Regions from separate parts of the Homo sapiens genome. Here region 2 is linked to region 1. A link is an interaction called in ENCODE POLR2A ChIA-PET data of the cell type or tissue named here. Cell type or tissue: GM12878. All regions are shown on one strand.

Region 1 (8,000 bases):
AAATACATTAAATTAATATTAGGTAGTGTGATTGCTAATTATATGTATCACCTTGACTAGGCCATGTGTTTCCCCTATAGATATTTAGTCAAAAATTTTCCTGAGTGTTTATATGGGGATGTTTTTGGATGAGATTAACATTTAAATTGATAGACTAAATAAAGCAGATTGCTCCCCCTTAACAGAGCTGGTCTCATCTAATCAGTTGAAGGCCTGCATAGAACCAAAGGCTGACCCTACTCTTCACCCCCAGTAAGAGAGAAATGTCTCACCTGAGGGCCTGAAGACCTTCAAACTGCAACATAGGTCTTCTTGGCTCTACAGCAGCTGGCTGACCTTTGGGTTCAAGCTTGTATATGACATCCGGTCTGTGGATTTTGAATTTACTATCCTCCATAATCACATGAGCCAATTCTTTATAATAAATCTCATTGTATATGCATATTTTCTATTAGTTTTCTTTCTCTGGAGACCCTTGACCAATACAGGTGATGAAATGAAATGGAAGTTTAACTCATGGAGAAAAATAGCTATGTATAATTTCTGGCCATGAAAGAGCTTGTTTATTGATTTTTAAAATAAATAATGGTATCTTTGACTCATTGTGGTGTATGGATTGTATTGAATGGATGCATTTTAAATAGTGGAGTAAAAGTTTTACTCTAAAAAAGGGTTTCACAAATGTTTTCTGTAAAGGACTTGATAGCAAATATTTTAGATTTTGTGGGCAACACAGTCTCTGTAGTAACTACTAAAGTCTGCTGCTATAGCACAAAAGGGACCAGAGACAATATGCAAATTATTGAATATTGCTGTCTTTCAATAAAACTTTATTTCCAAAAATGTGGTAGGCCTGATTTGGCTGACCAAATCAGGAAGTCAGCTAGTTTGGTAGTTGCTGCTCTGTAATATCAATATTTACACAACAGTAAAAGTTACATGTTTTATAAATTCTTAATCATATGATTAAAAATTTTAAGATACCAAAGTGAAAATGTTTGAAGAAATACACGGTTTATCAGAAGTCTTTAAGGAGGCACATGAGCAAAGAACCTTGCAGACTAGTGCCACTCATGTGAAGACTGGGAAGGAGGATAGGAGAACGTAGGCAAGTGAGAAAGCGAGAAGGTACATCCAGGGAAAGGGGCAGCATGAACAAAAACACAGGAAACAGCATGGTGTGCTCCTGCTCTTCCAATAGCTCGATGTTGTAAGAATACAACACACAACATAGGAAAGAGGAGAAGCTCAGCTGGCAGCCAAAGACCAAATAAAATAGGTTTGTATATTTTCTACTCAGGCGTTTGAAATTTATACTGTAGGTAGCCAGAAGTCATTGAAGAATTTTAAGAAACAAAGTAACATTACCTGAGGTTGTGGATATGCAAAATAGGCTTAGGAAGGCAGGATTAGAAAGAGGAAGATTATTTAGGAGACTATGGCTGAAGTAAATTGAGAACTGGAAGTGATCTGAACTATGGAGGAGGACTAGGAATGGTTTCAGATAGATCTAAGAAATATACACTAAGTGATACTGACAGGCCATCGTCATTGGTGGGTCGTTGGGCAGGTAATAGAGGAGGTGGAGGCTTCCACTGGTGATATGGAAGAAGGTATTGACAAGGATTTTTCCTTTGGTGTCAGGATGAAATATGTTGTCACCATCCGAAATACAGCCTTTAAGAAAAAGCATGAATTGACTGGTAGTGTTGAGGAAGTACACTTTCAGATTGGCATGGTAAAACAGGAATTGGATATAAGGTCTTAAAGTCATTTAAGTGATCTTGAATAGGAAAATAGATTTTAGAGTGATTTTCCTACAGCTGGTCTTAGAGAATATGAAATTGGGCCAATTTCTCCCAGAGAGAGTACAAAACGAAAAGATCAGCTGTTGAGGATGAACCCTCCAGGAATATCAACATTTAAAAGGCAGGTGAAGAAAAACCTATTAAGAAGAAGGAGGTGAGGAGCAAAGATAGTAACCGGCTCAAAATAGTATATCTTTTATTAATGTAAGTTAAATAAAGTTTTCAAAACTAGATATGAATTATCAGGGTCAAATGCAGTAGTTAAGTGAAGAAAGATAGGGTGGAAATATCCCTTGTATTTGAATTTCATCAAGTGAAATTTCAAAAAACTAACGAGAGCAAAAGCTAGTTTACATTTGTATCATGGGTGTAAGAATCCAGAACTGCAAGAAGTTCAGATGAGAAGAGGAAGTAGATAGGAAATTAAAGAAATATTTAGGGTATAAAATCCATGCCTATGAGCTGAAAAGGTAGTCTAAAGATAGAGAATCAATAAAGAAATTAGGGAGCATTGTCTTGATGAGAAAAAGTGAAGATAGATAAGGCATGAGGTGGAATAGAAGTGATAAGAGATGAATGGGATTGTAAAGTGGAGGGAGATTAAATCTAAACCTTCAAGGTTCTCATGGAAGAACAAAGGGTCAGTTTACAGAGAATGGCAAGGGACAGAAGCTGACTTAAGGCTTTAAGGAAAGTGGTGAAAATTGGAAATACACATTGAGGAAAATAGAGTTGGGCCAACCACATGCGGCAGACACTGTTAGTGTTCAGCAAACATCATCTACCTTGTCCTCTACATCGCCTGAGCATTCATGTATCTAGGTTTATCTAAACTGAAGTGATGTGTCATATTTAATATATGACAGTTTAAAAGGGGTACACTTACTCCATGCTCTCTTGTTCCTGGCTATAAAACTCTTAAAGGCCATGTGTTCCAGAGTGGAATAGCTATAAGTTGGAAGAGGGTTATCAAGTGTTACCAGAATACAACATGAGCAGAAAGTAAGCCTTATTGTTTTAGGTTACTGAGATTTGGGGATTTATTTGTTATGGCGGCATAGGTGAATCCACCATGAATAACAGAAAGGTTACCGCCAGGATTATAGATAAGAATTTGCAGGACTGGTCTATATGGTTGAGTCATTTTTAACTCTCTGTCTAAGTAAGCTGAAGAAGTGTTGAGATTTACTGGTGGGTAGGACAGACGCACACACACACACACACACACACAGAATTAAGCATTAATAAGCTGGGATAAAAGAAAGTAACAGGGAATAAGGATCTCTTTTAGATTGAAAAGCAGATATGTGAGGGAAGCTGGAGTAAGACTGAAGCATGGAAGATTATACTCAGAGTGTAAAGTTACATTTGTGGTTTTCAAGGTAGAGTGTTTCCTGGTGATGGCTAAGTTCATGGATTTTCCCTTGGGACTGTAGCTGATGTGGAAGCGACATGACAGTTAGGGTGGTCCAGAATTTTCAGGGAAATTATTGCATGACTCATCTACATACATATTGAAACAACTGAAAAAACTGAAGTTCTGATTATTTGCTCAAAATTCATCAGTCACTAAAATAAAATACAAGTCATTGTTAAAGCATTTGCTTGTTTATACTTCTTGTCATATAATGCTTTTATTGGAGGAAACAAAAATGTCTCAGAATTTTTTATGAAGTAACACTACCATAAGGCATGTAGAAGTGACTGCTGTTTGTCAAGTTGTACAATTTTAACATGACAGTTAAATTAATGTATATATTTGAATTCCTACATTTAGCTTCTACTAAATTTGAATAAGGAGATATATGGTGGACTTAACATGTGAATTTAAATTTGCATTTTATTTTCAAGGAATATTAGACTGAATTGTAATGTTATCACTGTATAAAATAATTAAGTGCAAAAGGAACTTTAGTGACAATCCGTTTGATTTTATATACTGTCAAGTTTTTGCATCTGTCCACTAAATAGTTCAATTTATGAGCTGATGTAGACATTATTTTTAACTGAATGTTTCAATGTAGTTTGTGATCTTCAAAAGTATTTCTTCTATAATTTGATGCACAACTGTAATATGATGATGATAAGTTTGAATAGATAAACCTTGACATTGAGAGAGGTATCTTAATGCCTACTTTTAAAGGTATACAAATTAGTACGGGAAAAGAAGCAATTTTAATGCAGAAGTAAGTTATAAAACCTGTAAAATTTGTTTAATAAATTTGATTTGAGTGAGTCAGTGCCTGTAGAACATAAGGAAAGAGTTAGGCTAATTAAGGAATGCAGCTAGAACATCCTGAGAGAGGGCTCTGAGAGCAGGCCATGATGAATTAGACTTGCCTTGTCACCTTTCCTGCAATCTACCCCAACAAAATAACTTTGCCAACTCTAACAGTTTTGTATGGTTTCCACAGCAAATTACTGCAAACTTAGTGTCTTAAAACAACACAAATTTATATCGTAGCTTTGTAGGGCAGAAATCTGCCACAGGTCTTAGTGGGCTAAAATCAAGGTGTCAGCAGGGCTGCAATCCTTCCGTAAGCTGTTTCCTCATGTTTTTGGTTTTCTGGAAGCCACTCACATTTGCTCATGGCCCCCTTCCTCCATTTCAGAGTCAGAAATAATAGATCGTGTCCTCACCCTGCATCTCTCTGGCCACCTCTGCTTCCAGCTTCTACCTTTAAGGACCCTTGTGATGACATTGGGACCAGCTTCATTTCTCCAAATGTCCTCCTCTCATACCTCTCCTTGCACATCAAGCTGCTCACCCTTTGTGCTTTTGCACATGCTGTTTGATTATGAAACTCCATGACCCTCCTCCTCATGATTCACTTGACTGACTATTCAACGCTCAGTTCAGGTGGCTCTTCCTTCAGAAAGCCTTTTTCCATCTACTGTCCTACTGCCCCTCCCAAGGTAAGTACCCAAACAATTTTCTCCAATAGCACTTGATTATTTTCTATCATAATAAATAGAATTCGGTTTTCCAGTTGTGTGGCATTAGTCATTTCCCTCTGTTTGACTCTGAGTTTCTTAAGAATTAGAATCATCTGTAATTCATATTTATAAGCCCAGCATCTAATACACTGTCTGCCTTTTAGCCGGGTGTTTTTCAACCTAGATCACACAACCCGTTAGTGAGTGGGTCATGGAAAAAGTTTGTGTTTGACCATTATTTATTTTTAATAACATAGAAGAGAATGCAAAATATGAGTATGAGAGATAAGGTTATTGTTTTGTAAAAATTTGTTTCAGTCATAACTGTGATTATGTTGCCATGTAAAATATATACCTTATCACTTTTCTGTGGTCATGATGAAAGGAAACCTTAAAAGCTACTACCTTGGTAATATGCAATAAATAACTGTGGAATGAATTATGCACAAATAATTACGTAGCTGATGCCAATACAGTGTACCTTGTGTCTCTACAGATTTCTGGAAACTCCTCTCAATAATGAGCCTGAACCAGATTGTTCTGATCTTCCCTTTACTTGGCTGCAGGCCTCAAACCAGTAGGGAATGTTCCCTGGAAGTTAGATGCTCCCATCTCTACTTAGTGGCTACCAAGAGGCTTATCCCAAGAAAAGCTGGGAAAGTCCCTCTTAGGAGCCTTGCCACTGATTTTTTTTTTCCCCAAGAATCTTTAGTAAAGAGTATCCCACCTCATACCACAGCCTGCAGAATGGTTACAGTGTCCATCCCTCAGCCCTGGGGAGTACTCCGATGTGCCAGAGGCTGCAAAAACACTGCTGGCCAGGCATGGAAGCCCATTCCCCTCGCCCAACAATCCTGGCACAATTCACCCAAGCTGCGAAGTGATCCTTGTCACAGATAATTGAGCTAAAAACATTAATTTAAAAAAGAGAAGGAGGTCATTTCATTATTGTTGGAAGAAAGCTCAAATTGAAGGAGTAAAGAGTCCTAGAATCAAATTTCTATTTCTTTAATCAGAACATCCTGCCACCACTATGGCTAACTTTATTTCCATGTGTTTGTTTATTTGTCACTTTTCCATGTGTTTATTTGTCACGTTTCCATGTGTTTATCTATTTGTCATTTTTCCAAAAGTACTTGAGGTAACTTAACCTCTCTGAGATCCAGTGATGTGAAGGCAGAGGAAAAGAAGGAAAAAAATTAAACAGAAAAAAAATGAACTTTTCTTTGATATGTCAAGAGAAAGTGGATCTACCTACCCTCTGCCTAATCATTTTCATGAAGTTTTTGGAATTTAATGGTGGAGGTTGCAATAGAAAGGATGAAATGTATTTCATTATCAAAAAACTCTGGGAAAATAATTTTTCAGCAATGTGAGTACTCTCTGTGTAACTACCACAGTGGGCAGAAGTTGGTCATTCTATACCTGGTTAGAACTATTTCCTGTTAGTCTCCCTTTGTTTAAGGGATATAAAAGCTGCTTCTGTGTCAGATACAGAGTACCCGAGAATATAAAAACAATAGAATACTTTTCCTCTTACATCTCTGCTTACAAATAATGAGGTTTGTTCTGAATTGTATTTTTCTTCTTTGTAGTTAAGAGCAGGTGCTGCAAACGGACTGCATTTGTTGGGGTTGCTCAGCAGGAAATTGGGGGGGCAGTGAGTGACTCACCAAAACTGAGGGATACGAAAGGACAATAGAATAACAACAGAGAAAAACATGAAGACAGAAAGGTAAGAAAAAAGATGGTTCTTAAAGTAAAAACTAGTTTGGACGTTTGGCTGAAGAATTAATTTACAGTGAAGAGCACAGAAGGGAAATAAAATTGGAATAGAGAAAAGAATGTGAAGAACTAAGCAAAAACCACTAATGTTTGATGACCTGTCAATTCTCAAATGAAAAGCAGGTGTCCTGTCTCCTAACCCAATCCTACAAAGACTCAGGGCTTCCAAAGGGAAAGGAAAGGCAGGCTTCGATTACAGCTAAAATATGCCTATATCACATTGGATGTATGCATTTTCTACTTTTGTTTTGAAGTCGCCCTGACTACATCTGTGAAGGATTTGAGGCAACTTTCCGTCTCATATATATATATTTTTTATTATACTTTAAGTTCTAGGGTACATAAGTCTATGTTTCTTTCTATCAACTGGTTACTATCTTAAATTACATAGTGTCTCCTACTTTGTCTCATCTCTAATTACTAATTAACTCACATTTTATAACTTTTATAGTAGAGTAGAGATTCTGGTTCTCCTTCTGAGATGCAGCACTAGTATGAGAAACAGTCACTTTGTACCAGAACTTTAAACTGTATCATTTGAAAATCAACAGAGAGCAGAAATCTAATTAGCCAGGCCCCCTGTGGCCGGAGCTGCTGTAAACCCTGGAGCCTCTTCCTGGCGAGGTGCTGAATGAAAGGAGTCAGAGATCAAGGCACAGCTGGGAAAGGTTAGCTCTGTCCGCAGAGTGTCTTTCCAGAGTGAGCAGACCCCTGACAAAGAGAGGGTTGATGGAAGCATGTGGTGGAGCTTTCTCGGGACATCAGGGTCACATATATGGTACAGATCCCATAGCACCTGTGACAGCATCGGTCTACCCTTTCCATGTTAAAATAAACAACTCTAGTTTCTCCTCACTCTTTCAGTTTGAGAAGAGAAATAATGGAACAATTGTGCTTTTTTCCTGGGTATCAGATGATTTTATTTTTAAAATACATATATATGTGTGTGTGTGTGTGTGTGTGTATATATATATTGCACATAGTGAACACACTGATTCGTTCTATAGAATTCAAGGAAACCAGCAGTCAGAAAGTTTTTCTCCAGAATATTATGGCTTGGAACAGTCGAGAAAAAGAATCATAGCATATTGATTATGGTACATCAGAATCATAACATTAAAAATCAGAAAAACAGGCTTTTTTTTCCCAAGAAATTTTGTCTTCTGAAATGTGTATATAAAGTATACATCTATATTTCTATGTGTTAAAAAGGTAAACTGAAGCACAATGAAATTTTTAAAGAGTTTATTTTAACCAAACAACGATGTGTGAATTGGGTAGCTCCAAACCAGAAGTGGTTCTGAAGCTTGACTGGTGAATTCAAGGGGTAGGTTTTTCCAGAGGAAACATAGAAATAAAGCAAAGAAAATATTTGATTGGTTATAGTTATACAGTTGCCTTATTTGGTCTATCCCATTGAAAAGCCTCTAGTTATATATACTTACATAAGTTTGCTGGTGGATTCTGACT
Region 2 (8,000 bases), 57 kb before region 1:
GACATTAAGAGTAAGTTAATTTGAGAAACACGGATCGGAGGTGGAAATAATTAGATATTGTCATGCTATGTCCACTCTTGATTGTTGGTCTTGCACTTTAGCTTTGACTTATAGTAATAAGATGCATGCCTGTAGTTTTTGAAATCTGAAAGTCCTTTCAATATTTGTAACAGAACCCTTAACATATAGGACTTATACTGTGTCATTTTGAAAAGAAAACTTTCTTCTGGGATAACATATTAGGCCTTTCCCTTAGTAAAAAGAAACAAATGTAACTTTCCTGACTAGAAAATTTACATCACTAAAGACAGAAAAGTTATTATTAGATTATTTTCCTTTACATGATTATCTCTGTCTTCATTCAAAATGGTGTTTTTGCCTCTCATTTCTCATAGTCCCATTTTCTTTAGGTGATGAGCAGTTTTTAAAAATTATAAATTATTTTTGTTACATACAATTTAATTTCAGTCCATCAACAAGGATTTTTTACATTTCCAGTGAATTGTACTATGTCAATAGTTCCTGTCCAAGTACAAAATGGTTTAGCAGAGTTTCATCACCAAATCTTCTTATGTCATTAAACTCATCAAGTACACCTTAGTTGTATGTCTCATGAAAATACAGATTTTTTCCAAAAAAGTATGTTAATCAGGAAATATGTCAAGTAAGTAGAAAAGAGATAGTCATACACTGAAATAGATTGCAAGAGGGAGAATACATGGAAAGAGAAAAAAACAATTACATTATTACACTGACATATATTTCTTTTCTCCTATTTTGCCTTTCAAAAGACCTGAATGGAGCTGGAAAGCTGAAGGCAATTGTTTATCTCATCACCTCCTCATGGAAGTGTATAAAACGCACTGAGGCCTAGAAGGCTTATGTTACTTTCCCTAAAACACACAGCAAGTAGCCAATAGAGACAGGCCTAGAATTCAATTTCCTGACCTCACTAATGTATTATTTAATATCCTCTGACTCTGGGCTAGAATGATATCTAGAGATCATTCACATAAAGCAATACTTTAAGTCATGAAAGAAGATGAAATTTCTCAGAATAACAATAAGAAGTGAGAAGAAAAATGTCTCAAGGCAAAATCTCAGATTGCATTAACATTCAAAACACAGGAAAAAGTAGACTCACTAATAAGGGAGATGCTTAAATGACCAGGGAGTGTACAGGAGAGCCAAGGCAAAACAGAATCATGGAAGCCAAGGAAGAATGAATTTTGAAAAGAGGGCGTATGGCATCAGCAAATAATTCAGAGGTCAGGTTTCCTCCTTGAAACCCTTTCTTCCTTTCTGTGATACATTCTCCTGGGATTTGTTTGTTTTTCTTTACCTCTCTAGTAGATCATTCAGCCTCCTTTGCTGGCTCATTTTTTCCCTGGTGTGCCTCTAATTTTTAGAATGGCTCAGGTCTGTCTTTTTTTTTTTTTTTTCAACTTTTATTTTAGATATAGCGGGTACATGTGCAGGTTTGTTACATGGGAATATTGCATGATGCTGAAGTTTGGAATATGTATCCCATCACCCAATTGGTGAGCTTAGTACATGGTAAGTAGCTTTTTAACCCAGTTTCCCCCTACCCTCTAGTAGTCCACAGTGTCTATTCTTACACTTATGTCCATGTGTGCTTAACATTTAGCAACCAGTTATAAATGAGAACATGCAGTATTTGGTTTTCAAACAATAACGAAAAGAAAGACTGTGATATCCTTTGAAAAGTTTAGAATATGTGATCATTGAAATAATTAAAATCAATTAATATATTATTTTGTAGTTTGACTTTAATTTTGAAATTTTACATATTTATTTATTTACTATTTTCTTAATGTTTAAATAGAATATATATAATTTATAATATGCTTTTTAAAACTTTTATTTTACATTCAGGGGTACATGTGGAGATTTGTTATATAGGTAAGTTTTATGTCACTGGAGTTTGATATACAGATTATTTCATTGCCCAGGTCATAGCATAGTACCTGATAGTACCTACATAAGTAGGCCCTGGTGTCAGTTTTTCTCTTCTTTGTGTCCATATGTCCTCAATGTGTAGCTCCCAGTTATTAATGAGAACATGTGGTATTTGTTTTTCAGTTCCTGCATTAGTTTGCTTAGGATTATGGCCTCCAGCTCCATCCATGTTGCTGAAAATGACATGTTTCTTTTTTATGGCTGCATAGTATTCCGTGATATAAATATACCACATTTTCTTTATCCAACCCACTGTTAATGGGCATCTAGGTTGATTCCATGTGTTTGCTATTTTGAATAATACAATGATGAACATGTGAGTGCATGTGTCTTTTGGTAGAATGATTTATTTTATTTTGGGTATATACCCAGTAAAGGGATTACTGGGTCAAGCTATAGCTCTATTTGAAGTTCTTTGAGAAATCTCTGGACTGCTTTTACAGTGGCTGGACTAATTTAGATGCTGGTAAGGTCTAGGTCCTGTATAACCCATTCTTCTCCATCTGTAGCCCCTAAATGACCTAAATTCAGGCTTATGTCTTTAATAGCATCCACATGTTAATAACTCCCAAATCTACATCTCCAGCTCTGCTTTTTCTGAGAAAGTTCTTACTTTTGTATACAAAATCTTTCTTGATATGTACGTATATATATATACTTTTCAAACTCCATAAGGGTAACTCTTGCATTTTACCCCCAACCTGCTCCTCCTCAAGTCTTCTCCATTTTGGTAAACCATCATTGTTGTTATAAGTTCAATAGGAGAAATATAGAGGGTGTTATAGAAGCATGTAACGAGGAGATGTAACTCTAACAAGGTATCAGGGAAGACATCTTAGAGAAGAGGAATTTAAGAGCCAAAGGGTCCCGAAGGTCCTGAAGGATGAGTAGGAATCTGTAATAGCATTTCTTGGACACTAAAAATTCAAGTGTTCCCCATGATTATTCTTGGTCTCTTCAGTACTACACCTAATCTACTTCTACTTAAAAACCACACCTTGAATATGTCTTCCACTTCTCCTTTTTCCCTCTCACTAGCTTAATCCTAACATCTTCAATCTAGACTCCTGCAATAATCTCCTGATTTTTCTTTCCATTCTTGATCTTCTATATTCTATTCTCCAAAGAGAAGAGGAATTTGATTTAAGACATAAATCAGATCTTGTTTCCTCCCTATCTAAAACCCTTCAGGTATTTCTATCTCAATTAAAATTAAACCCATAATTTTGCTTTGGCCCGCACAACCCAACCCTCTAGCATTTAGTCTCTACCTAATACTCTAGTGTCATCTTGCACTACTTTCTTCTTGTCAATTTCCTCCCAGTGTCACTGACTTTTTATATTGTGATTGTTCTTTAAATATTGTACAAGTTGAATCCCATTTCAGGGCTTTTGAACCGACTATTCCTTGACCTAGAAAACTTTCCCTTGGATCCTTGCAGAGGTGGTTATTCCATATCACTCACGTCTCCTTTTTTTTTTTTTTTTTTTTTTTTTTTTGAGACAGAGTTTCGCTCTGTCACCCAGGCTGGAGTGCAGTGGCGCAATCTCTGCTAACTGCAACCTCCACCGCCTGGGCTCACGCCATTCTTCTGCATCAGCCTCCCGATTAGCTGGGATTACAGGCGCCTGCCCCCACGCCTGGCTAATTTTTTGTATTTTAGTGGAGACGGAGTTTCATCGTGTTAGCCAGGATGGTCTCGATCTCCTGGTCTCATGATCTGCCCGCCTCGGCCTCCCAAAGTGCTGGGATTACAGGCGTGAGCCACTATTTATGCCACCCTGAGAGAGGCCTTCACTGAGCAGCTAGGAATTGTCTAGTACATTATTACCCTGTTTTAAATCTCTTCACAGCATACTACTATCTGATATTTTCTGTTTGTTTTCTCTGTCCATTTTCCGTTTGTTTTCTCTGTCCATTTTCCAGAAATGTAAGTTTCATGAAGAGAGAAACTTTCCTGGTCCCAGAATTATGCCACATGTAGAAGGCATTTAATATGTGTTGATTAAAATAACAACAAAATATTATTATCAGGTGGCCATTGGCTGTTTAGATATGACACTGAGTTGAAAGAGTAGTAAAATAGAATGCAAAAAGTCAAATGTTTCCAGGTCGATAAATTCTCTATTCACTTATGTGACTGACATAGGATTTGGGCTATGGAAGTGGGCAAGGCAGTCATAGGCTTTACCCATTAGGGAAAAATATTACCTGCTTGTCATTGTTGTTATAAGTTCAGTAGGAGAAGTATAGAGAGTGTTATAGAAGCATGTAACCAGGGGATGTAACTCTAACTAGGTACCAGGGAAGACACCTTAAAGGAGAGGAATTTAAGAGCCAAAGGGTCCTGAAGGTCCTGAAGGATGAGGAGGAATTTGTAATAGCATTTCTTGGTGACTAGTTGCACTGGTATGTAAATTGAATGTCATGATGTCTGAGGGAGAGAAACACCACATCTGATTGATTGCTAGTTATTAGAAATATATATCCTTCATTGAAGATGAGTGAAGTGATACATTTGGATTTCTGATAAGCCTTATGAGAGCTTAGTTAGTAGAAACACATTTTCTGAAAACTCACTAATGTGGTGTTCACTAATAAAATGGAATTTGAGTACTTGAAAATTTGGATACCAGATAGTGGTCTATTGTGAATGCCCCAAATACTAATTTCCTGTTTGACATTGCCTCTCTGTGACACAGGTTTCAACTTCCACAATTTTATGAAGGCAATGCATTATGCATTTTATGATATCCTAAGATCCAGTTTACATCTTATTCCTCCTACAATTTAGTTTAACTGACCACTGTTCTAGACAGTGCTTAGGCAGCTAACATAAGTGGGCATAATCCCTGCTTAAAGAAACTCAGTAGACAGCCGGGTGCCGTGGCTCACGCCTGTAATCTCAGCACTGTGGGAGGCTGAGATGGGCAGATCACGAGGTCAGGAGATCGAAACCATTCTGGCTAACACAGTGAAACCCCGTCTCTACCAAAAATACAAACAATTAGCCGGGCTTGGTGGTGAGCGCCTGTAGTCCCAGCTACTCGAGAGGCTGAGGCAGGAGAACGGCGTGAACTCGGGAGGCGGAGCTTGCAGTGAGCCAAGATCTCCCCACTGCACTCCAGCCTGGGCAACAGAGCGAGACTCCGTCTCAAAAAAAAAAGAAACTCAGTAAACATGTTATACACACACACACACAGAGAAAATAAGTGCAACAACTGATGTTTGTGCAGAATGTTAACATAGCACAGATGAGAGGCTCTCAGCCTAGAACATAGATTCAGGTAAGGTTACTGAAAAAGCTGATTCTTAAAGGGTAACTCAATAAATAAAAGCTGAGTAAGGGAATCTTTTCTTACCCTCTTTATAATTACGACAACGTCATCATTTGTAACATCTATTACTATTTTCTCTCCCATTTTATGCTTCAAAAAACAATTTTGAGTCATTGTTTCAATCTTGTAATGTCTGAGATCTAAGGCAAAACAATTCAACAATCAATGTTCATTTAACAATTGTTGACATTAGCAACAAAATACCTAAAAGGGATATTAGCCAATATCAACAATATTATAAATGCTGACCAAATGCCAGCCAAATAGTATTTAATCTAATATTTAGATGGAAAGTAAAATTTGCATGTACTTTTCCATTTCAAATTTGTGAAATATATATGCATGAATGTTGAAAATTTTATTTTAACTCCAAAACTGACAAATTTCATAGTCCCGATAGAAGGACCCCTTTTTCCCTAGGTTTCATAGAAGTTAAACTTCTAGTAATTTAGAAAAAAAATTATCCGTTAAACATTTTAAATTGTGACTTCTTAAAGGATGACAACTATATTAGAAAATAAGGTTAGAAAGCTTATATTGAATACTACAAATTTAAAATACAATAAGGAAAGTTGTAAGCTAGTTTTAATTTTATCGACTGATTTAAGTGGTTAAATGGCATGCAGTCCTCTCTCAAAAGCACAACTCCTAACTTAATTTTTGTTAGTCTTTGTTTGGATTGTTGATATTTACCATCAACTATGAATTTGATTAAGTGTTAAGTACTAGTTTTTTTTTATTATTATACTTTAAGTTTTAGGGTACATGTGCACAATATGCAGGTTAGTTACATATGTATACATGTGCCACGCTGGTGCGCTGCGCTGCACCCACTAACTCGTCATCTAGCATTAGGTGTATCAAAAACTTTTGAACATCTGTTGAGTTCTGTATTGTTTGATCAGTAGGTTTTCATATTGTTACTATGTTAGTAAACCTTAACTTTCCGGAAGTGCTTTAAAATCTTGTCTCAAGTTAAATGACAATGTAAACAGTAACTAGGTCTATAAAATGACAAAAGGTGTCACATTGATTCTGAACCACAAGATATTCGGTATTACTGTAGGATGACTATAATTAGAAATAATGTCTTATACAGTTTCAAATAACTAGATGGAAGATATTGAATATTCTCAGTCTAAAGAAATGATAAATGTTTCAGGTGATGGATCTGCTAATTTCCTTGATCTGATTATTATACATCATATGTACTGAAACATCACTTGTATCACATATATATTTATAATTACTGTGCCAATTATAAAATATGAAAAAGAGATAGAACTTGTATTTTTCCTACCACTCCACTTTTTTTCTGATGCAATTATCTTTCATAGCCATTGACATCAGAAAGACAAATTCTTTTCCATGTCGGCCTCAAGCAAAATTTTAAAGTCATAAATGTATGAGATTTTGACTTTATGTAAAGCCCTGACAGGACTGAATTCATAAATTTTTTGGATGGGAAGCATTCCTAAAGATCATCTAGTCAAACAGATAAAAAATAAATCAGTAAAAGGAGACAAAACTGATGTTCATGAAAGTGAAGGAATTTTCCAGTAAATCCCCAGATAGCTGGTCAGGAATTGTCTCAACATCTACGTTCTTTTCATGGCCACACCAAAGGCGATGCAAAACTATTTCATATTATTATCATTATATTCCTTTTAGTATTTTCAATAAAATAAAAGTCCAAGTTCTCTGTAAACAAAGCTTCTTTACCTCCTACTTACCTATTCTGGCTCATTTTCCACTATTACCTACTTTAAATCTTACGTTTCATGAATATTTGTATTTCCGTAAGGGAGGAGTATGTTTTCAAGCCTCTGTAGTTTTTTAAATGTTGTTCCCCCTGTCTGGACCGGCTTTCCCCACCTTTTCTATCAGACAAAGGGCTCCATTCTCATGGGTCACTTCCCACAGGCTGGGGTCAGTGTCTTCTTAGGTGTTCCCATGGAAGTACCCTTTTCTCCCCTAGCATATCACCTCTTAGAGGGAAAATATGGTACCTTGTGTTATCTTCAGATTATTAACACTTAGCACAGTGTCCAGCACATATCATGCCCTTGATGTTTTCTATTAAAGGGAATTAACAATGTGAAGCCACATTAACGTTTTACCCAAGGTTTTCATTTTACCTGAAAAATAATATAATTCATTTCTGTGCTTGATATCTAAAGGCAGAAATTTAAAAATCAAGCTCTTTTAATATATTATATTCAAATTATTTTTTAAAGTATGAATATTTAGTTTCTTCTTAAACATGATTTAAATGTATTGTACCTAATTTTTATCTCTTCTGGTTTATATGTAATATTTTCATTTCAATTGAATATACTTGGAAAAAAATTACTGCACTTAACAGCGTAATAAGAAGTCAGTTAACTCTTTTCTATTTGCAACTCCAAATCACAAATTTTTGTCATAATCATAGAAATGTAGAACTGCAGAGTATTTTAAGGATTAATTCATCCAAAGCATGTATGCTGTAGTTACTGTCAGAAAATCTGTGTATGTTGCCTTATAGCCAAGCTCTTCCAACTACTCAATGTTGCCTTTTCTGCTGAATATTCACTACAAGTTAACTGTCCTAGTTAACTTGTAGTAAAAAGGCCTAGAAAGAAAATAATTTGCTTAATTGGAAGACAGATTTTCTCCCTACTCTTAGCTTAAGAAAATAA

What was found. ChIA-PET counts read pairs that join two places held together with the same protein. Peaks named below come from ENCODE experiments on the same cell type or tissue, not always from the same donor. Only the 100,000 strongest peaks of a DNase experiment are listed, where the experiment ranks them.
Region 2: POLR2A ChIA-PET joins it to region 1 with 13 read pairs; 2 of 35 experiments call an interaction of 5 or more read pairs at or near these places.

The regions. Positions count from the first base shown.
Region 1 is chr6:113,044,034-113,052,033 of GRCh38, forward strand. It overlaps LOC107986636 (a long non-coding RNA gene), which reads left to right and starts at 4,639. Exons shown (of 3, transcript XR_001744308.2): 1 at 4,639-4,724; 2 at 6,341-6,480. In GM12878, no CTCF peak of the experiment used is centred here; no DNase peak of the experiment used is centred here; H3K27me3 peaks cover 163 bases.
Region 2 is chr6:112,986,789-112,994,788 of GRCh38, forward strand. No RefSeq gene overlaps it. Among named protein-coding and RNA genes, the nearest start is that of LINC02518, 440 kb to the right of the region's middle. In GM12878, no CTCF peak of the experiment used is centred here; no DNase peak of the experiment used is centred here.